Linked DNA regions of Homo sapiens: regions 1 and 2 are each linked to region 3. The links are chromatin contacts, found by Hi-C or POLR2A ChIA-PET in ENCODE. All regions are on one chromosome and are shown on one strand. Each heading gives the region's core, a stretch centred on a gene start or an enhancer-like site at or near the end of the contact. The rest is flanking DNA. Distances are from core to core; before and after follow the strand shown. Region 1 overlaps LOC105373618 (a long non-coding RNA gene). Region 2 holds the start of RAB6C (RAB6C, member RAS oncogene family). Region 3 holds the start of SMPD4 (sphingomyelin phosphodiesterase 4).

Evidence for each region. Hi-C counts contacts between places; a loop is a spot of excess contacts on that map. ChIA-PET counts read pairs that join two places held with the same protein, here RNA polymerase II (POLR2A). Pooled maps may share reads with other maps.
Region 1: a loop to region 3 is called in a map of OCI-LY7, with 2.6 times the contacts of the local background. The contact joins the enhancer-like site here to the promoter of SMPD4 in region 3. A Hi-C loop is called at or near these places in 2 of 168 maps with a recorded cell type or tissue (OCI-LY7 and chondrocyte), 6 of 37 single-sample maps with no recorded cell type and 13 of 50 pooled maps. POLR2A ChIA-PET finds 5 or more read pairs at or near these places in 3 of 52 experiments (Panc1, activated B cell and activated T-cell).
Region 2: a loop to region 3 is called in a pooled map, with 3 times the contacts of the local background. The contact joins the promoter of RAB6C here to the promoter of SMPD4 in region 3. A Hi-C loop is called at or near these places in 1 of 50 pooled maps. POLR2A ChIA-PET finds 5 or more read pairs at or near these places in 2 of 52 experiments (H1 and activated CD4-positive, alpha-beta T cell).

The regions. Positions count from the first base shown.
Region 1 is chr2:130,389,899-130,392,632 of GRCh38, reverse strand. LOC105373618 (a long non-coding RNA gene) reads right to left here. Exons shown (of 2, transcript XR_923330.4): 1 at 321-2,734. Among named protein-coding and RNA genes, the nearest start is that of PTPN18, 35 kb to the right of the region's middle. RefSeq lists a silencer at 1,198-1,267. Within about 2 kb of position 1,337, at least 32 of the 41 ENCODE cell types and tissues checked have a DNase peak (open chromatin) inside an H3K27ac peak, as active enhancers do; they include OCI-LY7, where a contact is called at or near this core.
Region 2 is chr2:129,978,131-129,981,137 of GRCh38, reverse strand. It overlaps RAB6C (RAB6C, member RAS oncogene family), which reads right to left and starts at 1,472. Exons shown (of 1, transcript NM_032144.3): 1 at 1-1,472. The coding sequence starts at 1,022. The coding sequence ends at 258. It overlaps RAB6C-AS1 (RAB6C antisense RNA 1), which reads left to right and starts at 666. Exons shown (of 6, transcript NR_036537.1): 1 at 666-854; 2 at 969-1,101; 3 at 2,047-2,190.
Region 3 is chr2:130,180,215-130,183,077 of GRCh38, reverse strand. SMPD4 (sphingomyelin phosphodiesterase 4) reads left to right here and starts at 1,476. Exons shown (of 20, transcript NM_017951.5): 1 at 1,476-1,548. It overlaps MZT2B (mitotic spindle organizing protein 2B), which reads right to left and starts at 816. Exons shown (of 3, transcript NM_025029.5): 1 at 626-816; 2 at 303-451. The coding sequence starts at 795. RefSeq lists silencers at 561-1,070, 1,581-1,720 and an enhancer at 1,768-2,564.

The DNA of each region.
Region 1 (2,734 bases), core at 88-2,587, 210 kb before region 3:
GGCACATGCCACCATGCCCGGCTAATTTTTGTATTTTTAATAGAGACGGGGTTTCACCATATTGATCAGGCTGGTCTCCAACTCCTGACTTCATGTGATCCATCCGCCCCTGCCTTCCAAAGTGCTAGGATTACAGGCGTGAGCCACGGCTGGGAAGGAGACCCAAGGCTCACTGCCCAGGGGCAAAGGCTGTGCAGATGGAAGGGCCAGGCTAGAGGAGGTGACCAGCCTAATAAGTGATTGGTGAGTGGCAGAGTGGTGCTGTAATCTATCTGTCCTGACTCCAAAATCTTTCAGAATCCCCAAATCATGCAAATTACCTTAAAGACCACGAGACTTCCACAGACCATGCATGGGTCTTATATTCTTGGCTGAGCTCTCTCATTTGATCTTCACTGTAGTCCTATGAAATTGGCACCTGTACTTTGATCTCCGTTTTCTGGATGAGAAAAATGGGGACTTTGCCATATTAAGCAACGTGCCCAGCAGCACGCAGCCAGGAGCCCAGAAAGCCTGACGCTGGAGGCGCCCCTGCGTGAGCTGCAGCGCTGAGATGTGCTGTGAGTATAAAATTCTCACCGGATTTTGAAAACGTAGTCCTAAAAACAAGTAAAATATCTAATGAACAATTGTTCATATTGATTAATCGGTTAAATAATATTTTTGATACACTGGGTCACAAATCAATCTCATGTCTTTTTGCTTTTTCAACGTGGAAACTGGAAAATCTAAAAATGTGGGTTGTGTCTTCTTCCCAGTGGACAGCGCTGCTGGAAGCCTGCCCCTCCCCGCGCTCGGTCCAGGGACGCTGGCGTTTCTGCGCAGCCGTGCCAGCAGCCGCGAAAGCGCCAGGCAGGGCTCAGGCTTTCTGTTTGGGATTCATGTCCAGGTGCCGGCCTGATCCTGAGCAGGCGCTTCAGGTGCCCGAGAGTCCATTCCCAAATCTGAAGAAGGGGCGAGGGACTCTCCTCACAGAGAAGCGTCCAGCACAGCGCTAGGGAGGGCGGGGGTGCGGGGTCCGGTTGGGAGGACGACGAAGGCGGACGTGGCGGCGCTCAGGGAGGCTCGCCCAGGGCCCGTGCGCGTTCCAGACCCCCGGCGAACGGAAACGGTAGAACCTCCCTAGAATTGACACGAAATAAGCCACGTAAGGGGCTGGGAGAGGAGCCATGTAGAAACTGATACAGTGCTGCCGGCGAACCGGGTGGCCGCCAGAAGATTCCTGCGGGCCGCACAAGTCTCAGGGGCTGTGGGGAGGGGCCAGGGGCCCGCAGGGCTGCCTGTCACTCTGGCCCCGCCCCGCCCCAACGCCGCCTGCTGCTGTCACCGCTATGCTATGACATAGGATATATGTCCTATGATATAGCTGGGCCATAGCTATGAAAACACGGCAGTGCTTAAGTAGATCAAAGCGGCTGTTCAGAAAGTATGGGCTCCTCCACGGGTGCAGTTCGCAGAGCAGCTCTGGGGAGACACGCTGAGTCGTCTGTCAGCACGAGGGGACTGGTGGGCACCGGAAAATGGGGATGAGAAGAAGGGCGTTAAGGGGCGTTGGCGCAGGTGACAGGCTGCAGATCAGCGCCCGAGGCTGCAGCACACTCCCACCGCGGGCCGGAAGGGCAGGGACTGCACGGGTACCCTGGGGACAGAGTGCAAGTGACCCCCTGTCCGCCACCCCAGAGTACAGCGTGTAACTGTACACCCTGGAGGTTCCCCAGCCAACCTCCTGGGTTTCAGGCAGGTGGCCAGGGTGGGTGTGGGTCCGAAGGGAGACCCCAGCCAGGGCGCATTGGCTGCAGCCCTAAACCCCCGCAGGTCTGTGTAGCTCCCCCAGCCACTCAGCCGCCCTAAACAAGGAAGCTGGAAGCAGACATCCCTGGGTGTGTTCAGCTGCCCAAGGCCACCAGCACCTTGTGTGTTTCCTTCTTCCTGCTTGGCAGGGAGCAGCTGGAAGCCATCTTGTCCTGAGACTGGTTGTTTCATGGCCGCAGATGGCTGCACTCCACCAGGAAGTAGAAGGAACACAGGCCGCCTTGCAAGCCTGTCTTGTGTGGAAGAAACCACTTCCCTAGGAGACCAGAACTAAGTCACTTGACTCCTCTCAGCTGCAAGAAAAGTGGGCAGCCCTGATGGGCACACCCTCGATTCCCATCTGAGGCTGGCACGGTTGCTGCCGGGTGGGTGGGAGGTATGTCAGCAAGTGGGGGTGGCTGGGTGGGAGGACACTGTGAGGGCCTGGGTCACCAGTGACCCCAGAAACTGCAATGCACTCCAGGTAGGTAGTCTGCATTGCTCATCACAGTTTTTCAGTGCCCTAGAATGCCTGGCAAAGAATCTGCTTTTAAACACAGGTTAAACTATGATGACGCTCAGTCGATGGGAGCTTGTCATTTGGGCAGAAAGTATGCAGTCCACTATTGGGGCTTCTGGGACTGAGATATGGGAACACTCACATCTTGGGCTTGGAGAAAGATCCCAGTTACAACTGAAGTGATTCTAAAGTACCAGGTTAGCTCATCTTCTAGCATTTTTTCCTCCTAAGTAAAAGGCTTTAAAAGCATGAAAGATTTGGGCTCCTTAGCAGGGCTTGAGCCTTCAGAGGTGGAAGTGATCCACCCAGCTAACCACCCCACACGAGCCAAGCAAGTGTTAAACTCTTCCCAAAAGAGCCGCTTGGCAGGACACCATCTAAGGGCAAAGGCTTTAGAGGTGGGTGAGTTACACTATGCTCAGT
Region 2 (3,007 bases), core at 223-2,722, 200 kb after region 3:
GGGTAAGGGAGAGGTGAGAAGAGCAAGGAGAGATAAAGCAGGCTGTGAACATACTGCTCGTTAACCAAGCCATACTCATACTGTTGAGATTTCCATCATTTTGAAGTACATTATCATAACATTAAAAAAGAAAAAAATGTTAAGAAAATGTATCTAATTTTTAAAGTTATCACCGGAATATGCTGAAATAATTTGGCTTTTTGTAAAATATAAATAATGAAGACGCTGACTTTTTTTGTGCTTGTGAAGCTAATAGATCACCTCCACGAGACAGGCAGCAATGATGAATTGCAAAACGTTATTAATGAAGGGAAAAGGTTCAAGCCAATATTCACACTGCAGTCAATGAAAGAGTAAGGGGGCTTCTGAGGAAGGGTTGAAGATGACATGGGAGAGTAGCAGGAACAACCCCCTTCGCTGACTGTTTGCTCCTGAGGCTTTTCCAGTTTTATGTCACTCATGTCTTCTCTGCTTCCGTCCTGTGTGCTTTCCATTCCCGGCAAAGCTGCTGCTACACGTCGAAAGAGCTGCTTTACATTGTATCCAGCTTTTGCCCTAGTTTCAATAAACGTAACATTCAGCCCTTTGGCTTTCCTCTCTCCCTCCTCAACTGACACTTGCCTCTTGTCAGCAAGATCTGTTCTATTTCCTACTAGCGTGATGATAACATCACTTCCTCTTTCTGTTCTGACATCATCAATCCACTTTGTAGTTTGCTGGAATGAGTTAACATTTGTGATATCGTAAACTACTACAGCTGCAGCAGAATCACGGATGTACCTGGGAATGAGGCTACGGAGACGTTCCTGACCCGCCGTATCCCACAGCCGAAGCCCGATTGTTCCATCCTCCAAGTACATAGTTTTTGATAAAAAGTCAATGCCAATTATTGCCTGATAGGTGTTGTCAAAACTGTCATACCTGAATCTGGTGATCAAAGATGTCTTTGCAACGCTTTGCTCCCCCAGGAACACCAGCTTGAATTTCCTCAGCGGATTCCCGAAGTCTCCGCCCGCGGACATGGTGGAACTAGAGGAGCTGTCGCCGCCTCAGCCCAGAGACCTCCCGGACCGATGCTCCTCCAGCCGGCTGACGAAAAAGGCGAGCGGAAGGGCGGGCGCCGAGCTCTCTGCGCCCCTGCAAGGGCCGGTGGAGGAGCCCGGCTGGAGGAGCCCGGCTGGAGGGCAGCAGGGCTCGCCACAGACTGGCAGCCGCCGCCGCCTCCCGGCAGAGTAGCCGAGCACGGAGCGAGGCCCGCGGCTGGGAAGGGAAGGAGGGCGGTGTCGGCAGGAGCCAGGGGTGTGCTTTGGCTTCCCAAGGCTAGGGCCGTTCCCTCCTTCCGCACCCGGCTCAGAGACCTGCGGGAGAGAGACGGAGGGTGGCGGAGCCCAAACCGCAGATGTATCCGGGATCTCTCACGCGCGGCGCTTCGGCTTCCCCAGCCGCCGCCGCCGCAGCCCAACCTGCTGAGTGCGCGAGCCTCTGGCGCAGGGCGAGCCAGGGCGCCTCAACACAGTTTTTTAAATACACAAAACATATGTACTAAAAACAATGGTGCGGTGAAAACAAAATAATGCAAACTAGAAAAAGGACAAAATTGACATTTTAAAAACTTTATTATGTATTATTAAATATATATTAAATAGAAATGTTATAAAATTTAACGTCCCTATCTCCCCGTCTCTGTGAGAGGTCAGAAACCTAACTTTTCTAAGCCACAATTAAGCAAACACATCTGGCCTAATCACATGGACCAACATCTCTCCTAACATCAGGCAGGAAGTTTCAGTAGCTCCTGCAAAACTCTCCCACCTTGCATTTGAACAGAAATGTCAACTGATACAATTACCCAAGACTTGTATTAGACTGAATCTCACAATCACACTCAGCCTGATTATTAACCCTTCTCCTGCATCTTGCTCACCTAAATGTATCTACATTTTCTATGAACTGAAGAGCTTAGAAATGTATGTCGTCCATGTATTATAGTGTAAGTTATTGTAATATAGAAATATGGATTTTCTTTAACTCCCATTTTCTGCCTAGGAAATAGCAATGTTTTTTGAGTATGGCAAGTGTTTCCAAGCATTCAGAAGTGGAGAGTGTAGGATATCCACTGCAAAATGAGGTCTGCTTGTCATCCTCTTAGTCTCCACTGCTATCCCTCCCTCATCTCTCTCTGTTTCATTGGTGAGTATGGAAGATCAGTCACTTTTATATGAAATGAAAATTGATGAAACTAAGGTGTTGATTTGATTATCCAAGCAACCATTTATTGAGTGTTCATTACAAGTCAAATTGTGTTCTGGAGAACAGCTCAGGAAATGAATGTTTGACATCGATGTACATAACAGAAATACGAACATACCATTAAAAACTCAGACCTCTTATGACAATCCAGATTCTCATGTAAGTTTTGTGAAGCTCTTTCAAGATGAAAATGTAACAATTCAAAAAAAATTATTTAAACAAGTCATTCTTGAGACATAAAAATGGAATTAGAAGATCATATATGGCTGTTTCACTAGCTGAAATCTAAAGTACTGTTTTTAGTCAATTAACGGCCATATAATTGTTAGTTTTATATACTGATATTCATCAGAAATTAAAAACTTTAAAAAGTATTTCTGTCTCATTCTACTAATTTTAAAATTTCATTTATTTGGTTATATTTCTTCATTTTACCTGGCCTTGAATACTTCTTTCCTGCCCAGCATTAAGTTTAATTAATGTCTAATTTGTTTACTTGGTTTAGTTACTTTTGATCATGCTTGGTACACTTCTTATGGACCAGGCATGTAGAAATGTTTACAAGTTTATGGTCCTCACTCTTCCAAATCCCTAATGGCGGCACCCAACAGACACATACCACAATGTAAACACATACTCACACGCACCTGCACACCCATACTCACCCACCTACACGCAGACACACACCCATACTCACCCACCTACACCCAGATACACCTGCACTCACCCACACACACCCAGACTCACCCACACACAC
Region 3 (2,863 bases), core at 227-2,726:
TTGATTCCCGACGTTGTAGGATGAAGGCCTGAGTGAAGAGGTGGAGGGGAGCTAAGCGGAGGAGCCCTACCCAGCCTGGACCACCCTGGGGTACGCACTCTGCGTCCACCTGACCTGGACGTGCCTCCTAAGGCTGGCAGCGAAGCCCAGGAGCAGAGCCCACGGATGGGCCCTGCAGGTGCTGGGCCTAGACCGACAGACAGGCCTGGCCACTCAGGGCCACGCCGCCGCTGTGCCGCGCCTGCCCCCTCCCCGCCCGCCACCCCCGCCACTGGGGCAGGGACAGCGGGCCCAGCTCTGACCTCGGGTCTCGGGCACGCTCGACGTGGGCAGAGACACGGCCGCAGGGTCCTGGGGCTCGCTCGCTAGCCTCTGCCCGGCACACATGGACTTGAGCATCTGGAAGACGGCGAGGGGGGCCACGTTCAGCTTCAGCAGGTCCACCAGGATCCTGGCGGGGACAGACGCGGGGCCGGTGAGCCCTCTCCGCCCGGCGCGGCCACCTCCCTGAAGACCCGACAAGGACGGGGGCGGGGGCTCCTCCCGACCAGCGGGCCGGGCGTACCCGGAAAGCAGAGGTCGGGGGGTGTCTGGCTAGCATGCGGCCCCCACCCGCCCCGCTCACTTGAACACGTCGGGGTCGATAGCGCCGCCCGCCGCCTGCGCCAGCTCGTACAGCTCCATCTCCTCGGTGCTCAGCACCTTCTTCCGCCGCAGCGCCAGCTTCTGCCGGGCCGCCTCCAGCCCCGGGGGCGCCGCCGACCCCGGCCCAGGCCCTACGCCCTGCGCCGCCATCCCCGCGGCCCGCGGAAAGGTGCGCTCCGCCCCGCCGCGCCCCCTAGCGGCTGCGCCCACCACCCTCTCCCTGCAGCGTCAACGTCTGGCCTCCCGGGCTGCCCTGGCGGGAGGGGCGGGAGCGCGGGGACGGGGCCGCCTCCGCGGCGTCATTGAAGCCCAACAGTTATTGGGCGCTCACGGTGTGCTGAGCGGCGCTCTAGGAGCCGGGAGTGGCATGGCGGACCGCAGGGGTCCGCTGCTTGGCGATCTGGGCCTCCCTGATAGACTGCATTGGTCGTGCTCGCTTAGGTGGCAGCACCCAGCCCAGTGCCAGGCATACATTGGGCGCTCGGTAAATGCCTCTTTCAAGAAAGCGTGCAATTTTCTGGTCCGCACCGGTGCACCACTAGGGGTCGCTTTTCGGGGCGGGCGGGGGGAAGGGGGGGGCACTAATCAACAATACTGCTTACGCGCACGCGGATTCCTTGCTGGGGAGAAAGTACCTTGGGGCGCCGGAGGCCGCCACAACGCAGGCGCATTCAGCTAAGGACCACTCCCTCCCCCGCACTCCTGCCTCGCCATTTCTCTTCCCCGCCCGGCCGGCCTTCGCTTTGCGCACGCGCCTTTTGAGGTAACGGCCCAAAGAGGTGGAAGCGCTTTTCCCGCCCGGCCGCGGGGCGTGGCTCTGCGCGCAGCTTGATGACGACTTTCGGCGCCGTGGCGGAATGGCGGCTTCCATCTCTGAGGCGAGCGACGCTATGGATCCCACAGGTGAGTGGCGCGGGATGCGCGCCTGAGACGGTCCGGCGCCCTGGGGGCTTCCCCGAGCCCCTGCGGAGGCCATCTCCGTTCCTCCGCGAGCCCCAGGACTCGGGCCGGCCAGCCGGCTCTGCCCAGGCAGGGCAGGCTGGGGAGTGGAGGGCCCCGGTTGAGTCTTCTGCCACCCCTCTGGGCCATGCCTTTGTGCCACCTTCCCGCGCGGCTCGTACACTCTGTCCCGGTCCGGTAGGTGTTCGCTGAAGGTTAACCTTCGTTGAAGGAATTGAGGGAAGGAGAGCTTTGTGTTGAAGTTGAGCCTTGGGCTCAACAGGCGGTGTGGGTGTAAGAGCCGGGTGTGGGTCCCAGCTCGACCCTTCCCCTGTGTGCTCCACATCTCCGAGCCTTGGTTTTGGAGGCTCCCGAAGCCCAATTGGCAGGAGAGTTGGGAACAAGTGGGCGCGTGCTGTTAAGGGAGGTCTTGGCATGACAGAATTTGCTTGGAATGATTAGCGTTGCCCAAGGGCTGTCGCTGTCAGAAAAACAAAACAAAACAAAAAACAAACGGGGTCCGAAGCAGCTCCTGGAGAAAATAGGTGTTGGAGAGTCGCCATGAAGTGGACTCTAGGTGCATGGCACGCAGAGACCTGTGACGGGGGAGGGTGGCCATGGCAGAGTCAGATAACAGGGGTGTGGGAGACACCTCTTGGGAATTCTCGGGTTTGAATTTCCTTTCTTGGAAATTTCCTAGAAATTCCTCTGGGCCTCATTCTTTCAGTCGCTGCCCATGAAAGCTTCTTCTGAGCAGAGATGCTCTCCCCTTCATCGTCTCTAGAGCTCCGCACTTACCGAACAGTCCACAGTTTAATGCTGCTTTGATCATTTTGTAGTAGTGCAGCGTTTTCTTGACCAAGTGCCTTAGGACTGAGGCGTTTTTCTTTAACACTGCAGTTGATAGCTAGGTTAAGAATTGAGGCCGGGAGCGGTGACTCACGCCTGTAATCCCAGCACTTTGGGAGGCCCAGGCGGGTGGATCACGAGGTCAGGAGTTCAAGACCAGCCTGGCCAAGATGGTGAAACCTCGTCTCTAGTAAAAAATACAAAAATTAGCCGGGCGTGGTAGCGGGCGCCTGTAATCCCAGCCACTTGGGAGGCTGAGTAAGAGAATTGCTTGCACCCGCGAGGCGGAGGTTGCAGTGAGCTGAGATCGCGCCACTGCACTCCAGCCTGTGCGACAGAGCCCAGAGCGAGACTCCGTCTGAAAAAAGAAAAAGAGAAAGCTGGCCGGGCGCAGTGGCTCACGCTTGTAATCCTAGCACTTTGGGAGGCT